Regions from separate parts of the Mus musculus genome. Here regions 2, 3, 4 and 5 are each linked to region 1. The links are chromatin loops, found by intact Hi-C in ENCODE. Cell type or tissue: heart. All regions are shown on one strand. Links, peaks and the distances in the headings refer to the core of each region. The heading gives the core; the rest is flanking DNA. Region 1 overlaps Syn3 (synapsin III). Region 2 overlaps Syn3 (synapsin III). Region 3 overlaps Syn3 (synapsin III). Region 4 holds the start of Fbxo7 (F-box protein 7). Region 5 overlaps Bpifc (BPI fold containing family C).

Region 1 (6,056 bases), core at 504-5,503:
ATCTATCTGGCAAGAACGGGTTGTACTAGAAGCTTCAGTTTCATAAGGTTTGTTCTATCAAAAGTACCTGAAAACAATAGACTAGTAGAAAAACCAATGAATTGCAATCTTTCTGGGGCCAAAAAAAAAAAAAAAAAAAAAAAAAAGAGTCTAGGGGAAGATGAAGGCATGACTAATCTTAAACAAAGAATTGAGAAGACCAAAGAGACCACAGTAGGTGTTGTGAGCTCAGCCATCATCACCATCCAGCGAGACTGGCTTTTGACAGTGGACACAGCTTCCATCAGAAAGAAAATTCAAAGGCAGCTGAGATGACTTACAGAGTAAACGTGCTTGACACAAAGCCTGACAACCTGAGTTTGACATCCAGAACCCATGTGTTGGAAAGAGAGACCCAACTCTCACCAGTCCTCTGACCACCACTCAGGCACACAGGTATACACACGCAATCAATTTTTAAAACATGTAGTTGAGAAGAGAAAATTTCAAGGTGTTTTCCCTAGAAGTTCCTCTTGGGATGTCCTCAATCCATGTTCTAATTTCACACCCACCAACTCAAAGTGTTCTGGTGAGGAGGTATAGGACTCTTCCACTATCAGAATATAATAAGGTATGCCATGAACATGTGTTGCCTGCCTACTTCTTAATCATTTGTCTCACAGAAGCAAGGACAGTGGCACTGTGGCTGGCTGGCTGGCTTGCTGGCTTGCTGGCCCTTTTGAGTTGGGTGTACCCATGAGACTGTTCACCTCTGGGAATCTCTCTGAGAACTCAAGTTCAATGAGTTAGGTCCTAGAGCCTCTCATGGTGGATTAGCAATGGGGATATTGACATACACTGGATCTTTCCCCCCCAGTTCATTGTTTAGTCTCTTTCTTCAGTATTTTCTAAGTGTCTACTGTGTGCAGGTACTGCACTGGCACACAGAGAAGCACCCAGGTTTGCTTGGGTCTACAGACATTTAGACCACTAGGGGCGCAGAGCATAAGAGGTGCCCAGATGGACAGCTGAAAGGGAATGTTCTCTGAAGGGAGTCAGAGAACATTCCAAAGCTGGTGGTCCTAATTGATTCCTGGCAGATGGGAGTGGAGGAGGGAGGGCAGGGGGCATAAAATGGGGCAAGATGGGACTGAGGTAACAGAGGTTTAGGTGGCACTAAGGGTGGGTCTGCTGCTGGGTAATAGTCACGTGATGTTCTATAGGAGTGGTGTCACCTCCAGTTGCAGCTCAGGGTGCTGTTGAGAAGAGGCAGATCAGAGAGGATCTTGTACATCTTCGGAGTTTAAGACTTTGTTCAGAGAGCCACAGAATATGAATAGATCTGTGAGACGACGATGGGCAGCAAGAGAAGAGCCGGACAGAGAAGGAGAAAAGGACTGGGGCCGCAGGGCCAGTTATGGCGCTGTTGGCACGGTCTGGGGAGATTCTCCAGGTTGGATTCAGGGTGGGAAAGACTTGTAGAGATGTCCAGTTCAAGGCTCTCTAGGACACGGTGGCAGGTGATGTCATCGGAGGGAATGAGTAAAATGCTGGAAGCGACAGGAGGAAGAAGACAGTGATTTCAGGGCAGGTGAAGTCTGCTTATGTCATAGGACTTGCAAGTAAGACTGTCACAGGAGGATGGACAGGGACGGTCAGGAAGCCAGCGGGGACACTGTGGCCTTGTGCATCTTATTTCAGTGCACACAGCACACTAGTCAGTCAAGGCCAGGAGAGAAGCTGGGATCAGGCAAGGTGAGAGCAGAGGCTAAAGGGGAAAAAAGCAAGGATCCAAGCCCAGAAACCTGAATTGCTGGAGGTCTGCCACTGAGGCTGAAGGTACCTGTCAGGAGCTAGAAAGTGACAGGCCGGAGGCAGAGGAACTTCCACAGCCAGGTATCAAGGAGGCGGCGATGCCCTTTGGACAGTGCAGCACAGGACAAGCCAGTTCCAGTTGTGTCAGGCTTCACCAAGGCAGGCTCAAAGCACCTTTGCAGAAACATGATCCCCAGCCCAGTGTGGTGGGCAGGAGCCTGACCACAAGTCCACCCTCTTCTTTCCCTGAGCCCCAGCAGGGCTGGTTGGCCAAGACAACCCTGTGTGGAGCTGAGTCTGATACCTTCAGAAAAGCCACAGCAGGGGCCGGGGTGGGGGTGGGGGCGAGGGTGGGGGTGGGGCTAAGTCCTCATTGTTAAAGGCAAAGTGCAGTAACCCCAGAGGCATAAGGAACACATTAAACTAGGCTTGTGGGGGAAGTTTTGGTCCCTGCACTTCATATTATCCTTTGCAGAAATAATTGACTGCCTGAACATACAGCCATTAAAAGAAAACCAAGAATTGGAATATTTAACTCGACTTCCCATTTCCCACCACCCCAGAAAACACAGAACACAAAATGTCTCTACCACACACATGTGTTTTCTGGCTTAAAATTCCTGGGAATAGCTGTCTATGGAAAGAAATACTAAAACCCCAGCATTCACGTGAACACAGGCAGAGACCTTACAGAGGGGTCTTCGCTTCCCTGGCAGGGCTGGGGGTGGGGGAGATGGGGGAGAGACGCCCTACGAAGATTTTACTGCCATGAAATTGGTTCCAGATGGAAGCCAGGAAAGGTGTTTACTCTCTGCTGGTACCAGGCACAGAGTGAACCTTAAGCTCCCACCTTCTTAGGCTCCTAAATGCCCCGTGTTGGGCAGCGACTCTGCTGAGGGTCTGGCTAGGGCTCCTGGTGATGGGCGGACCAGGCTGTCCGTTGCTTGGAAAAGGCTATTTTGAATATAATGACTTTCACATGTACTGTGGGTTTGGGGAGAAGCGCTGTGGTTAGGGTCTAGAGCGGGAAGGGAGGGAAGCCGAGGTACTTCCTTATGTGACAGTAGTCCTGACCTAGGCTTGTCAGCACCTTCTCCGGGTTGAACTTCCAGAGCCCCACTTGGAACAGTGGGACTCTGCCATCTTATGCTGTGTTCTCAGACCTCCATGTGGCCCCCAAATTAGTGATTCACAAGTGTGTCGCTTCCCAAATGAGCCTCTCTCCCTGACTGACATGCAGCCGGTCCAGGGGTGGAGGAGCTCAGGCAGCTGCAGACCCAGACGGGATGTTGACTGAGAACTTTGTGGCCGTCAGACGGGAAGGGATCGTTTCACCCACTCAAGGCACCCGCACCCCGTTGTCTGGCGTGGATATGTCCCTTTCTGGGCCTGCGAGACCAGCAGGCTGAAGGCTCAGGGAATTGGTGTTTTCTGGCTTACGGCGCCCCCTAGCCTTAGCCAGAGGGATAGGCTCGGTGAGTCCCTCTGAGGAGCTGCTGCCTGTCAAGCTCAACTTTGAGCCTCGGGACTAGTGTGGACTTCTGGGTCCCTGCAGCCATTAGTGAACTGAATCTTGCTGCCAATGCTCTATCCTCAATGGGCTTACACTTCAGGAAGAGAAACAGGTAGATGAGCAACCATATCAGAGTCAGCTACACGCAAAAAAGAACCCAACTAAGGTGCTGTGGGGAATCCGCTTGAAGGGGATGGAAAAGGGTCAAGCTAAGGAGGTAATATCTAAATTGAGACTGGAACGGTGTGCAAGGGTCCACTAAGTTTTGAACACAAAAGACACAGCTCTGGACCCTTTAATGCTTCCAATCCAAAAGAGAACAGAAAGATGGACTGGTAACACCAAGAGGCTCCACCAGAAACAAGACCCCAAGTCTCTCCTGTACCTTTATCAACACAGTCTGCACAGCCGTCTTTTATTTTAAGCCTGTGTCTAGGAAGACAGAGTAGTGTGGGAGTGTAGGAAATGCTGAGAGTGAGGTGGGTGGGCATGCTGGTTTGAGGTCAAACCTGCTCACACAGTGAGTTTTATCTTCCTTCACGTCCATTCACCTCAACTTTGAGAATTTCCCATGGAGTAGTAGACTTACTATTATTGTTGTTATTATTATCAACACCAAGGGACATCTTGCAGGGAATCATAAAGTCTAATCTTTTATCCAATAAACATGGAAACTGATGCATGAAGTGACTTGTCCACTGGATTGGAAGTATGACTGACTGTTCAGCAGCCATGTCTATCACAGGTCTCAGGTGTGGATATGTTTCCTTTCCATCCTAGCCTGCTTTTCCTCTCCAGAAAGGAGGTATTCACACATCTATTTGTAAAACGTGCTTGGCATGTTTTCAAAAGGTATCATGTAATAAGGTAGAAAGGGAAACAGGCAGTAACCTCTGAGTTACACAAAACTATACAACGCTGGTCAGCTCAGAGGATCTGTTAGTGTAGACAAGAACCCTTAGGCAGTACAGATAGCTCTCCACAGGCCAGCTATGGGACTTGGAAATACATTTATTCCATGCCCTGGCCTGGAAGACAGCCCTGTGGATGTGATGCAGATAGAAGCTAAGGAATCAGGGTTCACAACATGAACTTGGCTCTGCCTCCAGCTGAGTGTGGGACACTGGGTAAATTCTTTCTTCTGAACATTATTTTTCTCATGTTGAATATGAAGTTCAACAGTCTCGGAGCAACTTTGTATCTTCTTCAGATGCCTGAGAAAATACCCCCTACAGGTCTACCCTCTGAATTTTGATACATAGGAAGTGAACATGCTCTTAACGTCTCTAGAAAAGTTCCAACAGAGGGACTAGGTGAGCCAGTTAGGTTTGAGGACAAGCCAGGTGTTGGTTGAAGCCTCTTCAGCTCGCCCAGTGTCATAAATTTGTCATTGTTCTCAGCCACCAGAAGAGATAAGCAAAGCTGGTATCCCCATTCTTACCCAAGCTCCAGGCCCATTCAATCTTGCTCACTAAATAGACTAGCAGAAGCAATCCTTACACACTATTAGCCCAGTGAACAACCTAATGTCCAGATGGGTGGCTTCAAGGCACACCTGCTGGAAGGACCTACATGAGGACTCAGGGAGCCCCGTCATCTTGTTCCTAGGATCATGACTACGCTGACCTTGCAGAGGTGAGCAGAGACGAGCAGTTCAGCTTAGGCAGAAGAGAAAACTCCTGACCAGAATGCTGTAGGTATCTCCTGAGGCCCTCAAATTCTGAGTGAGTCCGTGCTGAAGAATCAAGGGAGAAACAAATCCAAATCAGCAGCTTTCAGGATGGAAAATAATCAGAAGACACCCAGGCTTTGCTAAGGAAGTAGCCCCCAGAACAAGACACACTTCAGACGTCCTCTCTTAGGACATCTGCTCTGTGACACGTAGCGCAAAGTAGCTGCCTGGCGATTGTCTTGCATTCCAGAAAGGCTTTCTCTTGGAGGAAAAACAAAGGGCACTTTGGACAAAATGGTCTTGCAATAGGAAAGCAGAGAAGAGAGGCCTCTAGCCTGTAAGATGTTAAACCAAAGGGATTTGTCTGTAAACCCTTCTAAAGTCTTCCACATGACTGGCACGGTGCAAGGTTCAGTGAATCTCTCAGATTCCACCAAGTATGTCCTCATTCAACCTAGTTCCTCAGAGTGGCCCCATTAGTGCCCATGGCTCGGGCCTCAAGTGACTGACTGCCGGCTACTATCTACACTCAAGTTTCTTGGGACTTTCCTATGGCTAAAAAAGCAATGCTGCAAATAGCTGATACTCGGCCTCAGCGTGTCAGGAAAGGAAACCATATAACTATATTCCTGGAGCCGGGGCTAGAAGAGTAGTGAGAAGGCCAGAGCACCCTGAAACAGAATTAAGGAGGGGAGGGGCTTCAGAGCTGAGTGGGGCTAAGACAGAAAGATGTGGGAGCTAAGATCTCTTCTGTATAGCTGTAATACTTGGGTGGAGGCTTCTTGGAAGCATTTGGGAGGCTGAGGCAGGGGCATCGAGAGTTCAAGGTCATCCTGGACTACTTAATGATACTCTGTCTCAAAATAACCACAGCATCAACACACAACAACCACAACAAGGGCAGTTAAGTCAGAAATAATGTTACCATGTTGCCTTCTGCTTCTGCCATAAAAGTTTCTTCTCTTGGGGATAACCCAAGGGAGTCCCTTGGATTTTCCTCATTTGTTACAAGTTTACAGCATTCTGCAGCTAAAACACAGGTCTCCTTCAAAACCAGGTAGGAGAGAGGGGAGAGAG
Region 2 (6,056 bases), core at 366-5,365, 160 kb after region 1:
CAGCACCCACAAGAGTACTTAAAACACTACAAGAGTGTGCAACACACCACAAGAGTGCAATTAATTGAATGAATAAATGAATGAATGAATGAATGAATGAATGAATGAACCAGTGAGTTATAGGGTTGAATCTGTGGCCTTTTTCATTTAATGTATACATTAAACGAGGCAGGCATTTTTATGTCTGTCCTATCAGGGAGGAAACGCAAAACCCAGAGACTAAATGCTTAAGGGTAACCTGCTTCCAGGTATTTTCCTCTGAGTCTCTGCTTTCTTTCGCTCAACCCTGAAAGAGTCTGGATAGAAGGGTGCGTAGAGCATTAGGTGCCTTCCCATACATAATGCTAAAGAGCCAGCTTGCATATCCGACTCACCAGTGAACCAGGCACTGCAGTAAGCATTTCCTTCTTAGGGATGGCAGCAGTGTTTTTCCTCCACCTCCCTCATTCTCTCCCTTTTCCTCAGCAGAAACATTCACAGGTTAGCACAGGTTAGCACACAAAGCTATAGCCCCGAGTCTCCCGGATGTTAGGTGTGGCCACACAACCCAGTTCTGATGGATAATCTGTAAGCATCATGCTCACAAACTTTCTCTGAACTTTCTTCATTCTATTCTTGTCCCTGGAGCAGGGAACGATTTGCTCAGTCTTCTTTTGTGAAAGGGTTCTTTCTACAAATTCTTAGAATGCTTCCCTGTCTGTGTTCACAAGCCCCTATGGCTTCTCAGCCAACGTCAGTAGTACCTTCCTCTCCCAAGACTTCCAGCATCCTTGACTGACAGCGTCAATATTTGTGGTACTTTTTCTTACAATATTAACAGGCTAAGATGTCACTGGGGCTGGACTTTTGTGGGACAGGAATGGTTGGTATGATCTGAAAGTAAGGTGTCCCTTTGTTTCTTTCCCATGGGTGCTCTTCAATTGTGTGTAGCTAGTCTCACCCAATGCAGAATTTCATCACGAGTCTTCAACAAGGGAGTCAGCACATTCCATCCCACTTACAGTATTTGTGGGGCCTGAGGGGGGGACAGCAAATGGCCTATGAGGCGTATGACTAATATTTAAAGTTGATAAGTATTCTAATTTCAATTCTGTTGCTGTGGTACAAGACCTTATCCAAAAGCAAGTGAGAGATGAAAGGGCTTTCTGGCTTATAACACCAGGTTACAGCCCAACATTCTGGGAAAGGCAAGACAAGAACTGAAGCAGTCCCCGCATGTCCATAGTCAAGCGTCAAGAGAAGATGAATTCACCTTTGCCTACTTGCTCTCATCTGGCTCTCTTTTGTAGGGAATGGTGCATCCCACAGCTGGCTGGGTTTTCCCGATTAACAATTAGGACAATCATCTACAGACAAGTCCACAGGTCAATCTGATCTAGTCAGTTCCCGGGTTGATGCTCTCAGGCGATTCTACACTGAGACAAGATGACACTGAAAATGAACTACCACCATGACTAGAGTTAGCAAACATTTAAATACAATATTTGCATCCCTTCTTTGATGACTACAGCTCATAAGGACACATCCAGACTGTAGCAGCATGGCAATGGCCAGCGTGGTCTTTACTCTTAATTCCCATTCTTCCCTAGTTCTCAGTTACTCTCCTCTCTCCATTCTTCACTCTGCACCCCTGCAGATTCCAGTGTTCTTCTCCCTAGTACTTGACCTTCTCATCAACCCCCAAGAGGGAATGGGGCAGGATCGCCACCCATATCCTGTAGATGGAGAAGTTGCCATTTAAGGTCTCATAAGTTTCCCATAGTTTCAGATTTTCAAGATTCAGTACAATTCCTTCCTAATGGGGACTCTGCCAGCAGATGGCCCACTTAATCCACATTTACATTACATTAACATCCACATTATTTACAGCTGCTTCCATAGACACCACACACCCCACACACACACACACACACACACACACACACACACACCACACATGCACATGCACGCGAGCATGCACGCGCGCGCACGCACGCACGCGCGCACACACACACACACACACACACACACACACTCCTTCTTGGGATGCTTCAGTACGTCCTCTGCTTTATGATTCTGGTCTTTTGCACAGGCTCACACCTCTATTTTGCCAGACTCCTCTTTCTCGAAGTCCATAGTACTTATAGGTGCTATCTGCTCTCTTGTTTTCCTTAGCAGCAACCCCACCTGGCTGGGCTGGGTGCCCCTCCTCCACAGGTGAGCACATCATACCCTCTACCTTATGGTACTGCCCTGCCTTGTAATTATACGTTATGATCTGTCCTCTGCCTCTAAACATCCAGTCTGTGAGCTGTTTCTCAATAGTCACTGCATATGACAGCACCCTGTGACAGGGCACAGGACTTTGCTTCCTATATGTTGGCCAGGTATGGAGATGTCTCCCTTGTCCCTGCATCCAGATCTTCCTTGTGACCCTTTATTGCCACCTACTGGCAAACTGTTGCAATAACTCACAAATCTACATCTTTTATTATATGGGTCATTGTGTGGTTGTCCAACCTATAGGACTGACAGCCTTGGACTTGATTCCAACCCAGAACCAAGAACGCTCTGCACTGTATGCCACCCAAGAAGCTCCTGCCTCAAAGACGCCACACCTTCCCAGGAGTCTTTGGAATGTTTCCTGCTGGGGCTGGCAGGCTGTCTCAGGCTGAGGTGAGGGTCAGGCGGTCCATCCCTCTATCTGGCTGAGAGTCAGAAGTCTGTCTCCTGATGGGCCACACAGACTGCTGCCTTCTTGCCGGGGAGCGGGGGTTGGGAGTGGGGACAGTGGTGGAAGGGTGGGCTAATTCAGCCTGGAGCTGCCTCAGAACAGCTCTGTGTGGCAGAGAGAAGGGGAAGGATGGCCTAGAATTCTAGATGCCTTGGGGGTGGAGCCCACTGTCTCTGCTGTTGACTGGCTGTTTGACCTCAGGTTAAAACAGATGGATCCACGTTGTCCAATGGCTTTGCCTTCGACCAGCAGTCTCAGCCCAGTGCCCTAATATGTCCATTTTCATAGCTCCTTGAATAACGCTGCCAATCAAACAGATCCATGGTCCTGACCCTCCAAGGGGTGGGAACACTAGATTCCAGGAGGGTTCTGTCTCTGTGGGTGGCCTCATACTTTACTGACACATTAAAGGCAGCAGGAAGGAGAATATTACAAGCTAGGGCCACCCGGGGTGGGAAGTCTCTAGTTTGGGGCCCCGGGATGTGGTGGCATGTGACAAAGATTTATGAGAAGTGGGTACTGCTTTCCTTTCCTGCCACTGCCAGGGAATGAGGACATATGGGATCTACCTGTGTCAAAGCAGAGATCCTGGACAGATCCACCTGACTGTGGAGCTAGTGAGGCGAGGTAGCATCTCTTACTTGATCCCAGAGGATTCTGCCAGCCCCGCCAGCCAGTTGGGATCCTCTTCCCACCTCCCTGAGTCCTGGAATGCAGCAGGGGCAGCACGCTCACTCATTCAGGAGAGTCCCGAGGGTTTAAACTCTGGTTCTCACACTTGCACAGCAAGCCCTGCCCGTAGCCCTGGGAAGGCATCGTTGCATGATTTAACCTGCAGTGATGGACTTATCTGCTCTGTGCAGAACCTTCAGGCTCCCAGGAATCAACCATGAAGATCACACAGGGTTTACTCCCTCCTAGGAGGGAGTGGCACACAGATGGACGATAACCATCAGTGAAGCAGCGTAGAGATCCAGCTCGGACCAAAAGGTGCACTCTGCCCAGTCTTGGATGGGAAGCAGGATGAGAGGCATGTGTGGTACTGATGAGGTGGCCCAGCTAGTCCACCAGCTAATCAGCTCATCCAATATTTGTGCCTATTCTTTGTCAGGGCCTAAGACTTCAAAGGTGTGGTGGTGGTGGTGGTGGTGGTGGTGGTGGTGGTGGTGGTGGTGTGTGTGTGTGTGTGTGTGTGTGTGTGTGTGTGTGTGTAGACATGCAGAGGAAGACCTGGTTTGGGCGTGGGGCAGGATTTCTGATACCTCCTGACCTGCTGTAGATATCTTGGGGCCACTCCATGCCTCCTCCTCTGAATAATGGGGATGTAAAAGGTTAATTCTGAAGGTGTTGAGAGGGCTTACACTAGGACCCAGATGCAAAGGCACCCAGGAGGCTGCCAAGAATGTACCAGTGGGCTACTGATGGGAGGTGTCTGAGTGCGGCTTCGCATTGCTGGAAGAAGAAGCAGAAGGGCCTTCTGGCTGTAGAGGCAGACCCAGGTCCTGTCTAGCTCTGCCATTTATAACCTAATGCTGCCTCAAGCCAACCCCACCACCACAGTCCAAGTTCTCTCATTGGTAAAATATTAGGAGAAAAATGACTACATCTGCCATCTGGGTATGGACTCCTGAACAATGCTCCTGGCACACAGCAGGTATTCGGCTACCATTCAGCTCATCCCTTCTGGTTTGTTTTCTGCATGGAGAAGGCTGAGAAGATTTATTATCTATTTACCCATACAAAGATTCACTATCCATCCAATAAACGACTTATCTATCTATCCATCCATCTAACTCATTCACCCATACATCCACTTGCCCGACTATTTATCCATCCATCCATCCATCCATCCATCCATCCATCCATCCATCCATCCACCCATCCATCCATCCATCCTTCTTCCTTCTTCTCCTTACTTTGTGGTAAGCATTATGTTGGTCTAAAATATCCCAGTCAAAGCAGAAAGGTTTTTGCATCATACCGGAAGACAGTCCTTGAGGAAGACAGAGATCCACTAGCTACCTTAACATCTCTGTCTTGTATCACAAGCCCCCAGCTGGTAGGTCTTGTGGGATCCATAGCCTCATTTTGACAGAATGAATTATAAACTTACTTTTGTGTGGGACAGGGGGTGTGGTGTATGCTAACACGAATATGGGTATGTGCAGGTGTATGCGTACACGTGGAAGCCAGAGGAGACATCAGGCACTCTTCTCTATTTGTCCCTAAGACCACCTCTCTCTGAGCCTAGAGTGAGGCAGGCAGCCAGGAAGCCCCAGTAATTCTCCTTTCTCTTTCCAAGCGCTGGAGTCTCAGGGTTGTATGTGTGTGTGTAGGACAGCATGCTGAGCTTTTTATGTGGGTGCTGAGAATCCAAACTCAGATCTTCATGCTTGTGGAGCAAGCCCTCTTAGCTGCGGAGTCATTCACACCACGACCCCCACCCTTGCCCCACACCCCCCTCCCCCACATACACACCTTTCACATTTAAAATACAGAATTCATTTTAGAAGTCTGGCTTCCCTTGAACATTAGAAACTTGGAAACATCTGGCCTGTATTCCCAAACGGCAGAAGCTGGCTGAGTGTCCTGCAGCTGCTGCCTTTAGAGGGAACATTTGCCTGTCACAGCCAGCACCATCCCTCCGGTTCCCAGTCATCTCCCTGCAGCTGAAGCCAAATGGCTAATGTCATTTGCCATGGAGCCTAAGTGGCTGTTTTCCTGACCACAGGGAAGTGTTTTCTTCCCACCTGCACTTGTCCCTATCCACGTGCCCCCAAACTGGCTGATGTGTCTTCTACAGATAGCCTTATTAAGCCTGTTCTTCACATGGTAATTAACTTCTCAAAGATCTCCAGAAAGCCCAGCAGAAGAGTGGACAGGAATTCTTGTCCCTTTTCCTGCCATGGAAGATGATTCCCTCTTGCCAGGGAACACATTAGAGACAGGCTTCTACAGGCCTTGGGGAGAGAGACATTATGTAATGAGGCTGGCATCTGCCCAGAGACATGCCTTTCCAGGGGCAGGTTGTAAGCAGTGGGGTAAAGTCTGGGGGGGGGGGGGCTCTGAAGTCTCTATAGCCCAAGTAGAAGCAGGTCTGTGAGGGACTCTATAGAAAGGTCACTGGGAGGACCTGGACGAGAAAGCCAGTCTGTGGAGGGTGAGGCTATGGGATTCCTCAGAGAAGAACGAGGCAAGGGTATGAGACAGGCAAGACAAAGGCAAGAGAAGAAGAACCAATGCTTCCATTTAGAGCCTCCTCTAAGGGCTTCTAGAGTAACATCATCTAGGGTCAGAGCCCTTCATTACTGTCACAAATGAGTAGCCAAACCAAACTCAGAAT
Region 3 (6,056 bases), core at 336-5,335, 110 kb before region 1:
GACACAGCATCTTGTCTGAAACAGCTTAATGTATCCTGGTTCACACTCATCTCTGCATCAGATGGGTCTTCTACCCTGCTGTGCACGATGCTCTGAGGGTCTGACTTGGGGGGAATGGTGCTTGTTTTTACTTCTTATCTGCCATGTAGGTGGTGGCACATGCCACATTCCCTACTTCAATGTATCTTCAGTGGAGTGGAGACTACTACACAGCAAAGGCTGGCCCAAGGCAGAGTGGTGCAGAATTCAGAGGAACAGTTTAAGCATCTGGCTTCTTCCTGGAACAGAGAAGACCCTGCCCTCCCCACCCAGTGCCAGGATTGTATCTTATGTATTTTGACTCTCCTATAATGCCTTGTGGTGAGCACGTGGTCCTCACAATGCTTGATGAGTAGATAAAAGGTGAATTGCTTGTTAAAGTCCCTGAGAAGGACTTGGGGACAGTGAAGAAAATGTGAAAGAGGAGGGAGAAAAAAAACAGGAAAGGGGTAGGAGCTGAGAAGGGACCTTTCCATTTTTATTGCAAAGAGGATCTGGGGAGACAGAATAAGGGGAGAGCTTGGAAAGAGGGGGAATAAGGGTAGCAGGGGTCAGGCTGGGGACAAAGGGCTCTGGGTGGCCTGGCTGATGTGACTTCCCTGAACTCTGGGTGGCTGAGTGGGTGAGGAATGGAGCTGTCAGCACCTGGGAAGCCTCGGGACTCCCAGGTAGAGTGAGTTTGTAGAGTGGGAGAGCATGTCTTACAGGGTGGTTGCCTGGCCAAGGCTATGGCATGTATCCAGCGAGTCAGAAGCTGAGCAGTGAATATCTCTTCTAGAGTTGCGAAGTACCCACCTCTCATGTTTGCCAGGCTTTTGCAAGTTATGCATTCTAACTGTAAAGTTGCCAACTGGAGGCATCCCACCACCAGCAGTCACTATTGCTCCCTTTGATGGACTAGGAATTCAGGGTGCCATTGAGAGAGGGGCGTGATATATACTCCTCCATTGGCTAAGAAGGAAACGAGGTCTAGATCTTGAAGAATGATCTTCAAGAATGAGTCCCATCTGAGGAGAAAGTCAAGGGGGACATAGGACACGAGCAAAGGAACATGGTTCATGTGGTCACAAGCACAGGAATCCCTGCTAACACGTGGCAAACAGCTTACTTGCTGGGTGCTGCTCAGAGGGCCTTGCATGCTGAACTCCATCAATTCTCACAGCAACATAGTCTGCCTGTGCTTTAGGGATCTCTTTTCTTTTCTTTTCTTTTCTTTTCTTTTCTTTTCTTTTCTTTTCTTTTCTTTTCTTTTCTTTTCTTTCTTTCTTTTTTTTTCTTCTTCGAGACAGGGTTTCTCTGTATAGCCCTGGCTGTCCTGGAACTCACTTTGTAGACCAGGCTGGCCTTGAACTCAGAAATCCGCCTGCCTCTGCCTCCCAAGTGCTGGGATCAAAGGCGTGCGCCACCATGCCCAGCTTGGGGATCTTCTTCTTATGGGTGAGGAAATGCAGGCTCTGGGAGTTCAGGGGAATAAGGAGCGGTAGGCTAGGGATGGGAGCTCACACAGGGCAGGCATTCATATGGTCCTGGCCGGGCAGGGGTGGGGGTGGGAGGGCAAGGCAAGAAGGGCTGAAGCCTATGTGGAAAGAGTTGGAATGGAGCAATGGAAGGGAAGATATTCAGATCCCAACTGGCAAGCAAGAGGGAGCCCCTGAGGGTCTGAGAAGGAGAGTGGTAGGAAGGGCAGTGAGTCTTAGCAGAAAGCTCTCACAGCCTGTAACCTCAGGCAAAGGCCTGATTCCTGGGCTGCCTTGCTATGCTCCTTATGTAAGCACTGTCTGACCCTGCCAGGCAATGCAGAGAGAGTCAGTTGACATGCCCACCTGTCCTGGTTCTGTGATGAGCTGGGTGACCCAGGGCAAGTCACCTTACCAGGGATGAGCCAGATAAACAAACAGCTGTTCTAGACAGTATAGACAACATCTAAAGCAAGTATATAGCAAGTATAGCAAATCTGTGCTCTTTCTAGAACCTTCCTTATAAGGGTCTGCTTCATTCACCAGTTCAATGATGATTCTTACAGCAAGGGCAATTAGGGGTTAGGGATCTTAAGACAAGATTAAGATGTGGTACCTCCTCGAAACTAGCTGCTTCTCAAAGCCACCTTAAGGGGAGACTGCAGCCAGTTGAAGGCAGATCAAGGCTTCTTAGAAGTTTCTCTTTTTACCTGTTACCTGTAACTCCAAGCCAATGAGCAGGCAAACCATTACCAGGTTCTGATTAGTACTGCTTGCAGGTCACCCCATCTCTAGAACAGTAGCAGGCAACTGGACCTGGGTCAGTATGGCCACCAGGTGGCGGTCTCCAGAACTTACTCAACCTGCAGAGGTTGCTGGGAAAGTGCCCTCTGTTGTCATGGAGGAGAGCTGCCACTTAACAACTTAATGTGGTGAGTCTCATCTTCAAGCAAAACAAAGAGCTTAGGGAAAGCACATAGGAGTTAGTGTAGGAGGAGGGACGTCTGGGCAAAGGAAAATGACATGACATGACATGTTGCCTCATTCAATGCAACAGAACTTTCTGGATTTCCTTCCCTGGACTCTCCCCAGCCCCAGGTCTGCATTTATGATTCTCCTGGAACACCTCCTCATAACATATGCCATGCTCAATTTACATCATATGCTTGCTTGTATCTCTTACAACTGGGATCACATCCATTTCCTCTTGGAAACACTGGTGCCGACACAGGATCTGCCCAGAGAAGGGATTAAAGTTCTTTGTTGAGTGAATGAAACTTACTCTATAGACAAATTTAAAACAGATTTGCTTGGACACCAATGCCCTGGTGAGAAAATTCGAGACCATATATACCCTCATCCTTAGCCTTGGGAATTGCATGGGAGAGATGCAGCTCAGGGTTCCCTAATGTGACCCACTGAAAGATGGACTGGCATTGAATTCACATCCAACTCTGCCCCAAAGATGTTTATCTTACTTTTATCACACAGAGTAGCAAGGCAGAAAAGAAAGTGAATCTGGGCTCAGCTGAGTCTGAAACCCATCGGAGGAATGCATAGTGTCTATCTATTTTGTGTTTTACTTCACTCCCATCTCTAATAATGGAGAGGCCTGAGTTTTAGAGTCTGACTGTTGGGGTAATCAGGCTCGGTCTGCTTGTCTATCATCTTTACTCTCTTGTGCTGCCGGAACCTCCACCTTCCTGCTGGAACTCTGGTAGGGAGGAAAGGCAGCATAGCTGCCCAGAGGCCCAACTTCCTTGCAATCCAGTCCAGCTGAAGCCAGCCCAGGGACAAGCTCAGAGTCCCTCTTGAAGGAAATGATTCAGAAACCACGGTGGCCTGGCAGCCACTGTAATTCATAGTACATCAATAGGGGAATTATGTGTAGGGCTGAGAACACCAAAGCGCTCATTTCTTTCCTTCATTCCCTCCTCTCTCTCTCTCTCTCTTTCTCTCCCTCTCCCCCCTCTCACTCTCTCCCTCCCTCTGCCTCCCTCTGCCTCCCTCTGCCTCTCTCTCTCTCTCTCTCTCTCTCTCTCTCTCTCTCTCTCTCTCTCTCTCTCTCTCTCCCCCTCCCTCCTCTTCCTCCTCTTCCTCCTCCCCCGCCTCTTCCTCCTGCTTTTGCCTTTGCCTTTCTCCTTTTGGCTGTAAATCAATTCCAAGGCAGCCCAGCACATGCTTCTCATTAATAGCTTGGGCACCACCTTGGAAGAGAAAACAAGACAGAGGAAGACTAGGATATAAAGAGACCCACCCTACAGAACGTGTGTACTAGTGTGTGTGTGTGTGTGTGTGTGTGTGTGTGTGTGCACCCTCGTGCATATGCGTGATTTTCATCACATTATGTCAACTCCAATATCTCCAATTTCCAGAAGGAATGGTCAAGGAGAAAGTTTAGATTTGGGATAGAAGTTTGAGCATGCCACTTCAATTACTTTTGTCTACTGACCGGTGAAGTGAGACCTAAAAGGGGGTGGAAGTGTCTGTCAGATGTCCAACTCAGGCACTTTGCATCTGGCTGCAGAGACTGCCATTTTAGACTTCAAATCATCACATTTTGGACAAAGCGTGATTTCTTTCCCCATGAGTTGTAAAAATAAGACTTTATGTCTAGTTTTATACCCACTGCCTGTTATTTTTTTTTCTTATTTTCAAGAGAAGGGAGGATAGTTCTGTATGAAGTCATGCATAGAGGAGGCACCTGCACAGACAAAATTGCTTTTGTCTCACGTGATTGGCTGTCTCGGTTGAGTGACATGGGTGTCTATTGGCTTCTGAGTACCTCGCTCTGTTTTTCCTTTCTATTCCTTATCTCCTGCATTTCTGTCTCCTACCTGGTGCTCTGTCCTTGGCCCCTTCTCTTCACACATCTGAGTTCATGGGTTCAAGAGGTACCAGTCAGTCCAAGGTTTCTACAACTCTTCTGTAGTCTGCTCACCTTCTCTGAGGGACAGATGTGGACACACCCCTGCACCAGCAGCATTTTCTTGGGGACCACAAATGGAATTTATCATTTGCCGTAAGGCTTGCTGATTACTTGGGTTTGTTGCTAAGCAGCCACACATTCAGTATAGTGAGGGTTTGAAACATCATAGAATTGCTGGAATCTTGAAGATCTGGAAGGGCCTGAGATGGCATAGTGCCATGACTAAGTTACTTAACTCTCTGATTTCTTCATCTGCAAAATGGAGACAGCAAAAAGAATCTATCTCTAAAGGCTCTCATCAAGAGCAAATAAGTAGATATAACACCATTAGGAGAGAGCCTGGCACACAGAACAGGCTCAGGTGATGCTGAGCCTTTTTCAAGATGCATCTTGGCACACCTGCTTGCCCCATACTTTCTCACCATTTCCCAAAGACAACAGTCAATTGGCCTCAGGATATTCCCCTGGCTTAGGATGCTCTCCATACATCTAGGAACAAATTCTTACTAAGTGCTGAGGTAGAGGCCAGCTATAGGTTCCCTTAGAAGGGGCTAGCGGCTCCCTTTTGGTTCTCGGGGAGCATTATGTTACTGCCAAGTGGCTGATAGAACTGCATCCCAGATCCCAGTCACCACTTCTCCAGCATCAGCATCAAAATCCACCTCTATACACTTGCTGAGAAGTCTGTGCTGGCTTGGACCATGGTGCTTTATTTTATCTGCTCATTCTTATTGGAAGAGCCCCCAATCTCTCTCTCCCCCTCCCCTTCCCTGCCCCTCCCCCCAATTCTGTGCGAGTGTGTGCTCGCACACACACATATGGTCTTTGGACAATCTTGGTTGTCATTCTTCAGGCACTTCCCACAGTTTATGTGAGGAAAGGTCTCTCACTGGCCAGGAACTTCTTCAAGTAAGCCCAGCTAGCTGACTAGCTAACTTCTAGGGATCCACCTATCTCTACTGCCCCGTCTCACCATTACTGGCTTACAAATTTATACCATGACACTTGGATTTGTATGTGGGATCTGGGAATTGAACTCCTGTCATCTTGCTTCCAAGGCAAGCACTTTGCCAACTGAGGAATATTTCTAGTGTGGAGGGCCTTCCTCCTTTGGGGGAACTTTCTCTTCTGAAAATACTTCCTGGGAGTCCAAGGCTAGGTTACTTGTACCTTCTTAATATCTCCAAAATGTCTTCCATGAGATTCTGTGGCATTCTGTCTTCACTGTTCCACTAGCTGTTCTCTCCATGGGACTCCAGGAGTTCTCTCACGACAGACACATTTTAGCCAGTGCTTAGAAATGACGAGCATAAGTGGACAGGAGAACTTCATGTTCCAAGAGCTCTCTCTCGATAGACTATGAGCTTCTTGAATGAATGAATCAAATGAGTGGGGTGGAAACTACCTCAGAAAAGTCTCAGTGGGCTAAGTGTCAGGCAGACTTGGCCTTATAGTAATATTCACTCTACAATGCGTCATGAGCACCATAACTTGTAGTGGGCACTGGCTCAGTAACTGAGCACAATGAGACTTACGATCTAGGGTGGAAGGTGAAATTGACCCTGGGGATGGGAGGTAGTAGTGAGTCCTGTGGCTGTGAGAAGGCTAGGCTGACTCCATGATAGGCTTCA
Region 4 (6,056 bases), core at 362-5,361, 270 kb before region 1:
TGGAGTTACAGATGGCTGTGAGCAGCATTGTGGGTGCTGACAATTAAATCCACAGCATAGCAAGAAGCATAGCAAGTCCCCTTGGCCCCTGAGACAATGCTAAGGCCCTACAGGTGTTCCCTGGGGCTAATTACATTTGATGTTAATTCCATTCTCCCGTGAGGGGCTGCGAACAAGGAATGAGTCAGCACTCTGGTGATTTCCTGTAAACCTTCTTCCCACCTTAATTTATAAAATAAAGGCTAGAGCCAGCGATTGGGCAGAGTAAGAGGGGAAGGTGGGGCTGAAGGTTTTGGGAGAGAAAGAGAGGAGGAGGAAAAAGGAAAGTGGAGCAGAAGAAGCACTTGGCTTGGAGAAACCAAAAGTTCTAAGTGGTCTCTTCTATGGAAAAGATGGTAGTGTAGCGGTAGATCTGCCCAGTCTTGGCGCACAGCATGTATTCATATTAATTGAGTTGTGTTTTCATTGCCAGGGCATATTTGGGTTGGAGATTTACCACAACAGTTCCCCCGCCAACCCTTTTTATAAGTCATATATATACTTCAGATTAGAGCATGGCCCTAGTAGTGCACATCTGTCAAATTCATGGCTTCTTCTCAAATTTTGAACACCTTCCTTACACTTCTGGGGAAATTCTAATAAGCTCCTAAAAAGGAGTCAGATTCTGATTTTCAGTTTCTTTTGCAGTGAGGACTCAGGTATGGGGCCCAAACTTCCTTAGTCAGATTGCACCCCATATAGACCCTTGATTGGGAAGTAAGGTGAGAAAACAGAATCTTTTGGAAGCTTGTCATTTTGTTGGTGCAGGACAGAGCAAAACCCACAAGGAATCTGAGGGTAGCAGAGACAGGGTCAGTCACTCCCCAGTCCTCCCTAGCAGTGGTGACAGCAATTTCCCGCAGACCCAACTTTGATATATTCCTAATCAGGACACGTCTTCAGTGTGGTTATAAGTTTTCTCCAGTCCTTCCTAGAATCTGCTGGGCCATATATCATCCCTTTAATTCACCCCTTCCTGGGTAGTTGCCCAGAGTCAATTTCCACTGTTTAGAACTAAAGACCGTGATATTGGAGACCCCCTCACAACTTTCCAGTGGCTTCTCATGTATTCTAGAATGTGTCTCAAACTTTTTGCCCAGCTCAAGAATATCCTCTTTCATAAAGATTGGTTTTCTATTACAACCAGTCTCAAACCAATCTGATTTATTTATCAGTATTCATGCTTTTGGTTTGATATTCTTATACTAAAATGTTGGCTTGTAGCAAAAAAAAAAAGATGGAAATAAATATGTAACTTCTGAGGCTATGTTGTAAAAGACTTCACAGTTTCTGTCTTGGTAATGCTTGGGTCGCTTACTCTCAGGGAATCCAATTATCATGTTATGTGGACATTCAAGTAGATTTCTGGAAAAAAAAAATCTGTGAAAAACTGGGGCCAATCGTTTGATGATATGTGTAGTCAAGTCTTCAGGCAGCTCTGGCAAGAGACCCTGAGACAGAATTACCTAACCACCCTGTACCCAAGTTCCCAATCTACAGAATTTGTGGGTCGACAAATGTTTATTGATGTGGGTTAGTAAGCTTTGGAGGACAATTGATATGCAGCAAAAGATTTTACTAAGACACTGTGTAACAACTAAAAGCTGCTTTAAATTTTGTGGTAACATGAAGGGGCTAAAGGAGTTGGCTTCAGCTTCAAGTTCCTAAGGGCAGCGCCAAGGAAGAAAGGAAGTAAATGCTGTTAATCCCACAGGAAAAAAAAAAATCAGTCCCACAGATTCGAGGAGAAAGACCATCAACCCCAAACCATCATGGCCAAATTAATTAATCAAGCTTTTCTTGGTATGTATACATGGGCTGGACATAGGTAAGGTAAGATTGTAATAGTTCAGGAGTAGGGGGTTTCCAGATGAGGATTTGGCAGGCAAATAGGCATGTATTACCGAAGCAGAACATAAGCATACCAAGTTGGTCATAACAGCCTCTTGAAACAAAGACATGGTTGCAAGGTGGTTACAACAGGGTCACCATAATAACCTTTTAAAATAAAGGCATGGGGCAGTACAGAGCCATTTGTAGCTAAGGTTACAGGTGGGACATAGCCCAATCCTTGAGAAACCTAGTTTGTCTTTACTATAAGATGGCTTTTACGCCTGAGATGGAGGCAGTCTGGTTTATCAAGATTTATCGTGAGAAGTGAAGAGCTATACTGTTGTGGCCTTCAAATCCATTGGGAGAAACCAAAGACTTAGGCTCAATTCAAATTTATATTAAAATGAGTTTATGCTTACTGCTAGCAGAAGGAAGGCAGCTTTAGAGCCCAAACAGCATTCCATAGGGAAGGGGGACTAAGGATAAGATGGGGTTTTAAATTGGACATCAGAAAGGTGTATATTACAACTTACCACGAAATACAAGCTGGGCAGGAAAACTGTTTTACTTTCCTCAGTTGTTTCTCACCTTCCCGCTATATAGTAATTAAAAGATCATTTCATCCCTTTCCCATAGCGATAGTGAGTTTTAAAGAAGCAAAGGCAGCAGTTACTATCCTCACAGCCATTATCCTATTCTTATCTCACCTGCAGGTCTCTAGTACCTCCCAGGCATCCAACAGCCCTTAAGGGATCCCTGGCTCCACATTAACTTTCTTTAGTCATCACAGGGGACCTGTGTACATTATTTCTCAGGCAGGTCTGAGCACTCTAATGACAGGGATAGAGCAGTTCATTTCTGGGCACGGAAACCAGTGACATCAGGTTAGGGCCGTCTGTCATGTCTCCACACTGTTGGCAGCATTCCTTCCAGAGCTAAAGATCCTGCTTGCTGGGAGGGAAGGAACAAACTCGCTCACCCCAGCAGAAGCAGAAGCAGAAGCGTAGAGACTCAAGTGCGCCCAAGCAAACCCAGCGCCTGCGCCGTGCGCGCCTCGCCTCCAGGTGGCGATGTCGCGCGCCGAGCCAGCGATAGGGAAGCGCAGGCGCTCGGCCCTCCGCTCGAGCGGAAGGCTCTAGGGGGCGTAGTCGACCGAGCGGCGAGCGCTGGGGATTCCTCGGGAGCGCAGGCCCGGAGCTCCTTGCTTTCGGTTTCTTCCCGGGGCCGACCGAAGCTTGCGGTCCGACTCTCGCCATGAAGCTGCGCGTGCGGCTTCAGAAGCGGACCCAGCCGCTCGAGGTGCCGGAGTCGGAGCCAACGCTCGGGCAGCTGCGCGCGCACCTCAGCCAGGTCCTGCTGCCCACGTTGGGGTTCAGGTGAGCCGCGTCGCTGTCGTGGGGCTCGGGGGATGGCGCGCTTCGAGCGGTCACGTGAGGCCCGGGCCTCCCGGGTGTAGCTGCACTGGGCGCCTGTGACTGTGACGCTCGGCAGCTGGGTGCTGGCCGGGGTCCGGCTCCGAGAGACCATGGCCCAGCCTCCCCCGGGTGCCGCTGTCCTCCCCGGTGAGTAGTCACTTCCGGGGTTTCGGTCGCTGCGGCCCCGAGGGCGGGAAGGGAACTCGGGAAGCTTGGCTTGCGTTAAATCTCCCGGTGTTAACTTGAGTTTACCTCTGCGGTTGGGATAGTTCAGTGGTTAAATCGGAAAAGCATCGTGCTCAAGGTGACAAAAGTCTTGACACCTTAGGTCACTGTAATTTGTGCCACTGCCCAAGGCTACAGTAACTTTAAAAACAGCTGAGCGTGCAAGTGGCAGACTGCACCTAACTGTAACTTTCTCACTTTCTCACTGTAAGGGTTCAGGAAGTACGCCTGTCAGCGGGCATTCTCTGGGTGAGAATGTTGCTTTTTTTTCACGAATAGAGGCATGACCCTAGAGAGCTTACAGTTTCATGGCAAGTTGAAAAAGGATTAGGTTCTATTACTAATTTATGGGGTTCTATTACTAATTTTTGCAGATGAAGCGTCTGTGTTTCTGCAGAAGATAGTTTCAGGACATAGAGAGATAACTGTATGGACGACCCACTTCAAGTGCTGAGCTAGAAATTTGAACTAGTGAAGAAAAAAAAAATTAAAAAGATGGGCTCTGGGGCTTCTAAAGGGAAAAATTTTCAAAGAAAAACGTTTCCCATTAATTGGCATTTTAAATAAGCCTTTTCACTTTATTTGTAGGGAGTTAAGCAAAGTGAGACCCTGAATAGATTTTTTCACCCTTCCTCCCTGCTCCCATCCCCCCATTAAGTGAGCCTGAGCTACACCTTTATTCTAGCGCTCTGGAGGAAGAGGCAGGGTTCAAGGTCAGCCTGGTCTACATAGCAAGTTCCAGACCAGCCAGTGTTACATTGTGAGACCCTGTCTAATAAGATAATAATGTTAGCCAAACCATTAAAAAAAGAGCATTTTTTCATATTAAAAGAAAATATGTTGCTGTATTATATATAATATATATTTCCATATAATGGTGACCTACCCACATGTTACTTATTGGTGTAAAACCAAGTGTTTTCAATGTTGATAACAGTTATCTCTCCTCACACTTTGAGAATTCAATTTTTAAGGTATTTACAAGTAGTCTTACTTCTCAGTTAAGCAGGGCAGTTTTGAAAGGGTTGGAAACCCAAGAGCTCTGTTTCTCTTGCATGCTGTTTTCACAGTTGCAGTTGGTTAGGTGGATGGAATTTAAGCCTCAGCTTGTGAAAGTAAACTCATTTCTCTGAAATTTTGTTCATTTAGGGAACAGAAGAGAAGCTTTAAAATGTGTTCATGTGACACATTTGTTATTCTTAAAGAGTATTTTCTAGTAAGCAGATCAAAGATTGCATATATGTATATATGCAAGCTTCTGGAATTGTATTATTTTTGGTAAAATCACCTGACCCCCCAAAATGACAGAAAATAGGGCCTTGGAAAACACTTCAGAAAAGTGGGAGGGAAAACTGGCATTTCTGTTAAACAGACCGCTCCTTATCCCATCTACAGAACGAATTGTTTGCTTGGGGAGTCCCCTTTCTGCCAAGGTTGACATGGTGTGTCCCTGGGCCCCTGGCAGGTTTTCAGCTTGTTGTTGACCAGAACATTTTGCAAGCATCAGAGCATCTTATTTCCTGAGGAGTAGGAATAGTTTTAACTCCAGTAATGTCTCTTTAATGGATGTGTCTTAAGAAAAATGAATGGGGTTGGGGGTTGGCGGGTTGGCTGAGGCGTTTGATGCACCAGCCTGACACTGGAGTTTGAAGCCCCAGCACGATGGAAAGCTGGAAGCAAAGCTGTGGGTTAAACTGGTTGATGTGTTAAGTTTAAGAAGCTCCTCATGGTCAGAGATGATGAGTACTGCAAAGTCTGTGCTTTAGAATTGGTGAAGTGTAGGTTACTGATTCGCCTCCCTGCCTACTAAAGCTCCAGTTACAAGTCTATGACCCAGGCTTTTGATGAGAACAAGTAATTTTGTCTCCTGCTTTTTCTTTCTTTCTTTCTTTTTAAAATATTATATAGAGCTTTTGGGAACATAGCATGTACTTTAATGTATTCCAAATGTATTATTTGGAATATTGGTAGGTAGCTCTTACTATGCTCATCCATCTTTCTTGGCAGTTCTGATACCCGATTTGCAATTACATTGAACAACAAGGATGCCCTCACTGGAGATGAAGAGACCTTGGCTTCATATGGGATTGTTTCTGGGGACTTGATATGTTTGGTTCTTGAAGATGACATGCCGGCACCTAACTTACCTTCATCTACAGATACAGAGCATTCCTCACTCCAGGATAATGACCAACCTTCTTTGGCTGCCACCCCAAGTCAGACTAACATCCCAGATGAACAAGGGACTGATTCATCCCAAGGACAGGCCACCCCATTTGATGCCTGGACTGATGACAGTATGGTGGGTATTGTAGATGAAGAGATGGGATAGAGTAATTGATAAGGTATATTGATTCTTCAGAGGAATTCTACACCAGTCAGCATGACTAGCATCAGTAAACTGTAGACTGTGCCCTTTGTGAACATTTTTGGTTTGATTTGGATTGGTTTGTCAAGACAGGATTTCTCTGTAGTACTGGCTATTCTCTGCTGCTCACTCTGTAGACCAGGCTGGCCTAAAACTCAGAGATTGGCCTGCCTCTG
Region 5 (6,056 bases), core at 738-5,737, 330 kb before region 1:
AGCTGTTGTGCTTATGATCCTTTGACGGAGACACACAATCAGTTATGATAAATGGAGAAACAATGGCCATCTCTACTTACTCCCTACCGCTTACCATGCTGCCAATGCGCTGAGTGAATCTGGCTTCAGCAGATCCTCTCTGCAATCCTGAGTGATCCCTACCTCCACCCCGGCCCCAAATGCCTATTCAGTTGTTTTTCTCTATTATTTTCACTCATGCACTATATATTGGTTCACTATTTGCAGCCCCAACTCATTGCAAAAGCATACACATACTCCAATATATTCTAAAACGAGTAAAAGTATATTGCTAAGCTCAGGGGATTAAATTATAAATAGATGAGTAACATAAAGGCCCCAGGTTCAATCCCCTGTGCTGTAAAATCAACCAAATAAATGAATAAATTCCAAAGCTAAAACTTAGAACCGTGGAGAAACCATGGACAGCAACATGCACAGGCTACAGTACAGAGGAATTCTGGTTCTCATGCCTTTCTCGGGGTACTCTGAGAGCTTGCATTCCTACCTTAGCATCTCGTTGGCTGTTCTCTGGCAAAGACAGGCGGAATCTGAAAGGAAACAGGAGGAGGTTAAAGGAAGGTAGATTCATGGGGGTGGATAGATGGTTCAGCAGTTAAGAGTTAAGAACTGTTGTTGCTCTTGCAGAGGACCAGGGTTCGATTCCCCATCACCCACATGGTGAGTCAAAGCCATTTGTAACTTTAGTTCCAGGGGATCCAAAGAAGCCGGGCGTGGTGGTGCACGCCTTTAATCCCAGCACTTGGGAGGCAGAGACAGGTGGATTTCTGAGTTCGAGGCCAGCCTGGTCTCCAGAGTGAGTTCCAGGACAGTCAAAGGCTACACAGAGAAACCCTGTCTTGAAAAAAAAAAGGTGACGCACACATTTAATCCCAGCACTTGGGAGGCAGAGGCAGGCGGATCTTTAAATTCAAGGTCAGCCTGGTCTACAGAGTGAGTTCCAGGACAGCCAGGGCTACACAGAGAAACCCTGCCTCAAAAAAGAAAAACACAAAACAAAACAACAATAACAACAAAATAAGAAGAAGCAATACAACAAAAGTAGATTTATTTTAATTTTCAAAGTTAATTTTTTTAAAGATTAAAAACAAATCACTACTGAAAACTGTGCACGTAGCCAGGCATGACAGTGAACACTTCTAAACCCAGCACTCAGGAGCCCGAAGCAGGATTAGGAATTCTGTGTCAACCTGGGCTACCTAGCAAGCTAATACTACAAAAACAAACAAAAGATCCACAGTCGGGCTTGGAAGGTCATAGAGTCTACGGTGCTTCTTTCCCCCTTGTGATGTGCTCCTTAGGAAGCAGACTAGGACCAAGCGGGAGGCTTGGATCTGTCTTGTGGGTGACACTATCCCCGCCCCCCACTGTGCTCTGCCTATGTGTGAACCGTAACACTTGACAGTCTGGAAGGCAAAGCGTCATTGCACACTCTGCAGATCTGATGGCTTTCTCTAGGTCTCTGTTTTCTGAACCAAGAAATAGGTGTGTGTGTGTGTGTGTGTGTGTGTGTGTGTGTGTGTGTGAACTGACCGAGATAACGCACGTAAAAGGTGCGGCCTGGGTACCTACTGTATTCTACTGTACTGCGCAAGTGGGACTCATTGCCACGGTGAGCAGAAATGTCAAAGGCCAGCACATAACTTCCTTGCTATTCCCTGTCAAATAGCAAGATGGCAGAGGGTCTCTCTTCCAGTTCTCCTAAAGGCTCTTCCTAAGGTACAGGCCTCACATTTTTATCCACTAGTGAGGGTCATAGGAAGATCTTGCAATTAGTGGGGGGGGGGGGAGCCCTTCATTGTGCAGGCTAGAAAACTGCAGTCAAAAATGAACAAATGGTAAATGTAGGATAAGAACTCAGGACCTACCTCTCCACCTCGAGTCAAGGCTGGCTCTGAACTCCTCAGCCTCCTGAGTGCTGGGACTGCAGCCCTGTGCAGTACACCTGCCTAGAGCCCAGTTCTCCTGATGTCCAGACATTTCCCTGTTCCTTAGCTTTCGCTGGCTCACAACTGCTCAGGTCTGAGCCTCATTTCTATTTCCACTTTCTCCTGAATCTGCCCATCTCTACCTTGATCTTCTGCAGTCCATCTTCTGTGTCACACCCAGGGTAAACTGTGGTATGGATGTGTCTGATGAAGACACTCCCCTGACCAAAACTTTTTAATGCCTGCAGTAAAGTCTAAGCCACTTGCCTGGCACCAGAGACTTCCTTCTACCTTGGCACCCATTTGCCTCCTCCATATCAACTATAGATTTTTTTGCATCTTGAATTTTATATTCATTCGCCTGGAACTATGAAATGTGATGTTGTTTTATGCACCAAACCTCATTGAACTAAGGTTTAAAAAGGTATTGGCACCAAATACATATAAAAAATGCACACAGAAAAAAACAATACATATCCACCTAAAATAGCATTATAGCCCCTGGTCACTGCAGTTTAACCCTGTCCATGGTCAGAGGCATTTTCTGTTGGTTGCATTTGGATACATGTGATGTACTTTAGGCTGGAGTTCCCAAACGTCACCTGAGAGAGAGTTCCTTCCCTGACACATTTCATGATGTTTTGGATTCTCTGCTTCACTCAGGATGTTTTCTATTTTAGGACTGGGCCCCCTTTCTTTCCTTTTGATTGGCTAACCTTTACTTTTTACAATTCATCATAATTATTATTGTTCGTATTTATTATTAATGTGTGTGTGAGTGTGAGTGTGTGTGTGAGTGTGAGTGAGTGTGAGTGTGTGTGAGTGAGTGTGTGAGTGTGTGTGTGTGTGTGTGTGTGTTTGGAGGTTGGAAGTCAGCTTTTAGGAACTGGTTCTCTCCTTCCACCATGAGTCCCAGGGATTAAACTCACGTTGTCAGGCTCTCACCGAAAGCGCCTTTACCGGCTAAACCATATTGCCAGCCTGGTCAGTTCTTTTGAATATCTTCTCTGCTACCTCTTCTGAGAATCTTTCTGTGACTGCAGTTAAAACACAGATCTTCAGGGAGGCATCGAGTGATTATCAAGTACTATCGTGCTAGTAGAAATTAGGTTTGAGATAGTTTCCACCTCACAAGAAATACTGCAAACCTTAAGTGTGGCACAGAGCAGAGATGACGTCCCTGGCACTGATCTTGGAGGATCCTCGGGGCATTTAAAAAGGCTCTGTTGAGTACGTAGGAGGGAGGTGCCTCCCCTGAGCATGCAGTCTACTCTCCTGTGGAAATCATGTTGGAACACTGTTGTAAGGCTCCTTTCTTTCTCGACCTGTCTGCGTCTGCGTGTGCGGCCGCCTTGGGAGCACCTGCTATGAGAGCGCAGGCGTGGGAAGCACATGAACTATACTCTGCCTTTTTCCTAGGGCCACCTTAACCTCCTCTGGCATGCTCACAGCTTCCTTTCCTAGGGGATTCTTGTCTCTAGCTGCAGAGACACTGTGGTAGGACAAAACTACTGCCCTGGTTCTGAAAAAGACAATCCCAACTCAGACCACTAGGTGGCGCCCGACTCCAGTCTTCGAACTATCTTCTATTTGGCCATCAGCTGCTACTTGGAGCAAACTCCAACTGCTGGGGGACATAAAGTGACTGAGAAGGAATCGAGATCAAAGGGCCCTTCCGTGAAAACAATATTCTCTTTTGGGCTAGGGGTGAGACACAGTGACAAAGCCCACTTAGTATGTTTGTGACACAGGGGTCTATCTATCCCTTGCAACACAACACACACATGCAGGTGCACAGGGAATATAGTTCACTTAAAAAGTTTTAGAGAAAGTTTATTACCTGGGTTGGAAACCAGAGTAAACTCTTAAGCATAATGTGAGGCCGTTTGTGACCTGGATCTGTATGGTGAAATCGGTGTAACAAAAGCCAAGATGTAAGGTCAAGGGCAGGGGTCCTAATGAGGTCACTCCTCCAACCGAGTCCCAGGGGAGACAAGGAAAATCAGTCCTACTATTCAATGCCCTATGTCCTCCTGTTTCTGTTTCAGTCCTGATGGGTGAGATCTAGTCTTAGTGATTCTATTTCTAAGAGTGTATGTTGAGTACATATCTCAGAGTATCTCAGCTCTAAGCATGGCTTGCTTGGCCCATTAGGAAGATGTTTCTTGAGCACCTAGCACTCGTCAGTTCAGGGGAAGGTCCTAGAGGTGACTGTGGGAACAATCCGACCCAGCTAGAGTTCTCAGGGAGCCCCACAGCCTGGTGGGAAGTTGGGGAGCATTGTTGACAAATCCCAACAATTAAAGTTTAACTACAAATTGAGGTAAATGCTCTGGCAGGAAGAAAGGAGTCCTCAAGTCACATGACAGAGGCACTTGAGCTGGCTTCATAGATGTGGGGAAAGTTCCCAAAGACAGACTTTTTGAGCTGAAACAGGATGGACAGAGTTTAAACTAGAGGGAAACTAGAAGGGAGAGGGAAGGGGGGCTGGCAGAGGTCCTTGGAGGGAACAGAGCCCCAGAGAGGGCACAGGAAAATGGGGCTGGAGAGCCAGATGAGGCTGTCCACACTAGGTGACCCCACCATGTGGAATTTGATCTTCACTCTAGAAGGCTTTGAGGATGCAAGATGATGGGCTGCAGTATGTAGAGATGACTGACAGCCAAGAGCATCCTAAGCGCTCACTGGATACAAAGTAGCCTAGACGCTGCTGTGTTTTTTTTTTTTTGTTTTTGTTTTTTTTTTGTTTTGTTTTGTTTTTGTTGTTTTTTGTTTTTTGTTTTTTTGTTTTTTTGTAGAATTCTTAAACTGTGTGAAAAGGGGGAGAAGTCAGTGTGGGCTAGGACTTACTGATGTGTTTGTGCGGTGGGAAAGACAGACAGTCTGTGTGGTGGGGAAAGACAGTCTGTATGGTGGAGAAAGAGAGTCTTGGGCCAAAACAAGTTGTCCTTTGAGGAAAGCAGTCCATGTGCACCTCTAGAATGATACTTTGCACCCACTAATCACTTGTTCCTCCCCCAGACTAGGTAGGAATCATTGTCCTTCTCTCTGTTCTCTGGGACAAGGCACAAAATAGGTGCTCAAGAAATACTTACTGAATAGATACCCTCACATGCGCCCACACACAGACACATAGACACACACACACACACACACACACACACACACACACACGAGAGAGAGAGAGAGAGAGAGAGAGAGAGAGAGAGAGAGAGAGAGAGAGAGAGAGAGAGAGATGGGTAGGGAGTACTAGCTGGAATTGGGGGTCCCTTTAAGGTTTAAGGCATTCTAAAGCAAAGTTTTAGGAAGCTGGGGAAGCTGGCTTGGGGGTTTGGGAACTAGGAGCAACAGTTGAAGAGCTTCAATGCTAGACTGTGGTGCTCTCCCGAGGCGTTGGGCTTCCCCACTCTTCTCTGACCCCTTCTTCCCCTTTTTTGCCCGGCTTCTGCTTCTGGGCTGACCTTCTAGCCGAGATCAAACAGCTTGGCTCTCTCTTTTCCTCCTTGGGCAGCAGCTGAGATTTACAGCTTGCCTGTTCTAGGGTCTTTTTTTAAAACTCCAATACAATTGCCCTGGAACTTAAAACTAAACCAAACAAAACCAAAAACAAAACACAAAAAGATCCCCACCAGCTGTAGGTTTAACCTTCAGTTACACGTTTCTTCAGGGAGAAATACTAACAGGCAATGATTCCTCACTGCCTTAACCTTAGTACCTCCTGCAGCCTGGAAATTCTCCAGAGAAGGAGCCATTTAGAGTTTCTTCCTTTACCAGAGTCCAAAGCATCCTTACAACAGAAAATGCAGACTCGGTGTACCTGGACATGTGTTCCTAGTTCAGAAGGCTCATGTTGAGAAATATTTACCTGCCCAACTTCTGAGAAAAGTTAATAATGAGCCGTGTTTGTATTTTATGACTGTGTTACTTGGGAAGAGTTGTAGGGCGTGTATGTTTATGTATGTGTGTGTGTGTGTGTGTGTGTTGATCATGATAATAGGTAGGGAATTTGGGAATATCCAGAGTTTTCATCATACAAAAATGAAAAATTGTTTTGTTTTGTTTGTTTGTTTGTTTCGTTGGTTGGTTTTG

The links. Hi-C counts contacts between places; a loop is a spot of excess contacts. Peaks named below come from ENCODE experiments on the same cell type or tissue, not always from the same donor. Only the 100,000 strongest peaks of a DNase experiment are listed, where the experiment ranks them.
Region 2: a loop joins it to region 1, with 4 times the contacts of the local background. A loop is called at or near these places in 27 of 42 quality-filtered maps.
Region 3: it touches region 1 in a loop (6-fold over the local background); 20 of 42 quality-filtered maps call a loop at or near these places.
Region 4: a loop joins it to region 1, with 8 times the contacts of the local background. A loop is called at or near these places in 8 of 42 quality-filtered maps.
Region 5: a loop joins it to region 1, with 4 times the contacts of the local background. A loop is called at or near these places in 28 of 42 quality-filtered maps.

What each region holds. Positions count from the first base shown.
Region 1 is chr10:86,293,123-86,299,178 of GRCm38, forward strand. All of the region lies in intron 6 of Syn3 (synapsin III), which reads right to left. Among named protein-coding and RNA genes, the nearest start is that of Timp3, 4.3 kb to the right of the region's middle. RefSeq lists an enhancer at 1,105-4,295. In heart, for the core only: CTCF peaks have their summits at 934 and 3,252; a DNase peak (open chromatin) is centred at 3,269; H3K4me3 peaks cover 951 bases; H3K27ac peaks cover 1,545 bases; H3K27me3 peaks cover 898 bases.
Region 2 is chr10:86,450,164-86,456,219 of GRCm38, forward strand. The region is part of intron 2 of Syn3 (synapsin III); the gene reads right to left. Among named protein-coding and RNA genes, the nearest start is that of Syn3, 46 kb to the right of the region's middle. In heart, for the core only: a CTCF peak has its summit at 2,427 (motif pointing left); a DNase peak (open chromatin) is centred at 5,328; H3K27me3 peaks cover 1,145 bases.
Region 3 is chr10:86,180,035-86,186,090 of GRCm38, forward strand. The region is part of intron 6 of Syn3 (synapsin III); the gene reads right to left. Gm35636 (a long non-coding RNA gene) reads left to right here. Exons shown (of 8, transcript XR_003949028.1): 5 at 150-6,056. Among named protein-coding and RNA genes, the nearest start is that of Gm35636, 21 kb to the left of the region's middle. In heart, for the core only: a CTCF peak has its summit at 2,330 (motif pointing right); DNase peaks (open chromatin) are centred at 2,327 and 3,257.
Region 4 is chr10:86,018,897-86,024,952 of GRCm38, forward strand. It overlaps Fbxo7 (F-box protein 7), which reads left to right and starts at 3,033. Exons shown (of 9, transcript NM_153195.2): 1 at 3,033-3,248; 2 at 5,520-5,814. The coding sequence starts at 3,127. In heart, for the core only: a CTCF peak has its summit at 2,977 (motif pointing right); DNase peaks (open chromatin) are centred at 3,145 and 3,335; H3K4me3 peaks cover 1,809 bases; H3K27ac peaks cover 1,447 bases; H3K27me3 peaks cover 338 bases.
Region 5 is chr10:85,964,697-85,970,752 of GRCm38, forward strand. Bpifc (BPI fold containing family C) reads right to left here. Exons shown (of 16, transcript NM_177772.4): 13 at 527-569. Among named protein-coding and RNA genes, the nearest start is that of Rtcb, 9.9 kb to the left of the region's middle. In heart, for the core only: a CTCF peak has its summit at 3,520 (motif pointing right); a DNase peak (open chromatin) is centred at 3,515; H3K27me3 peaks cover 1,026 bases.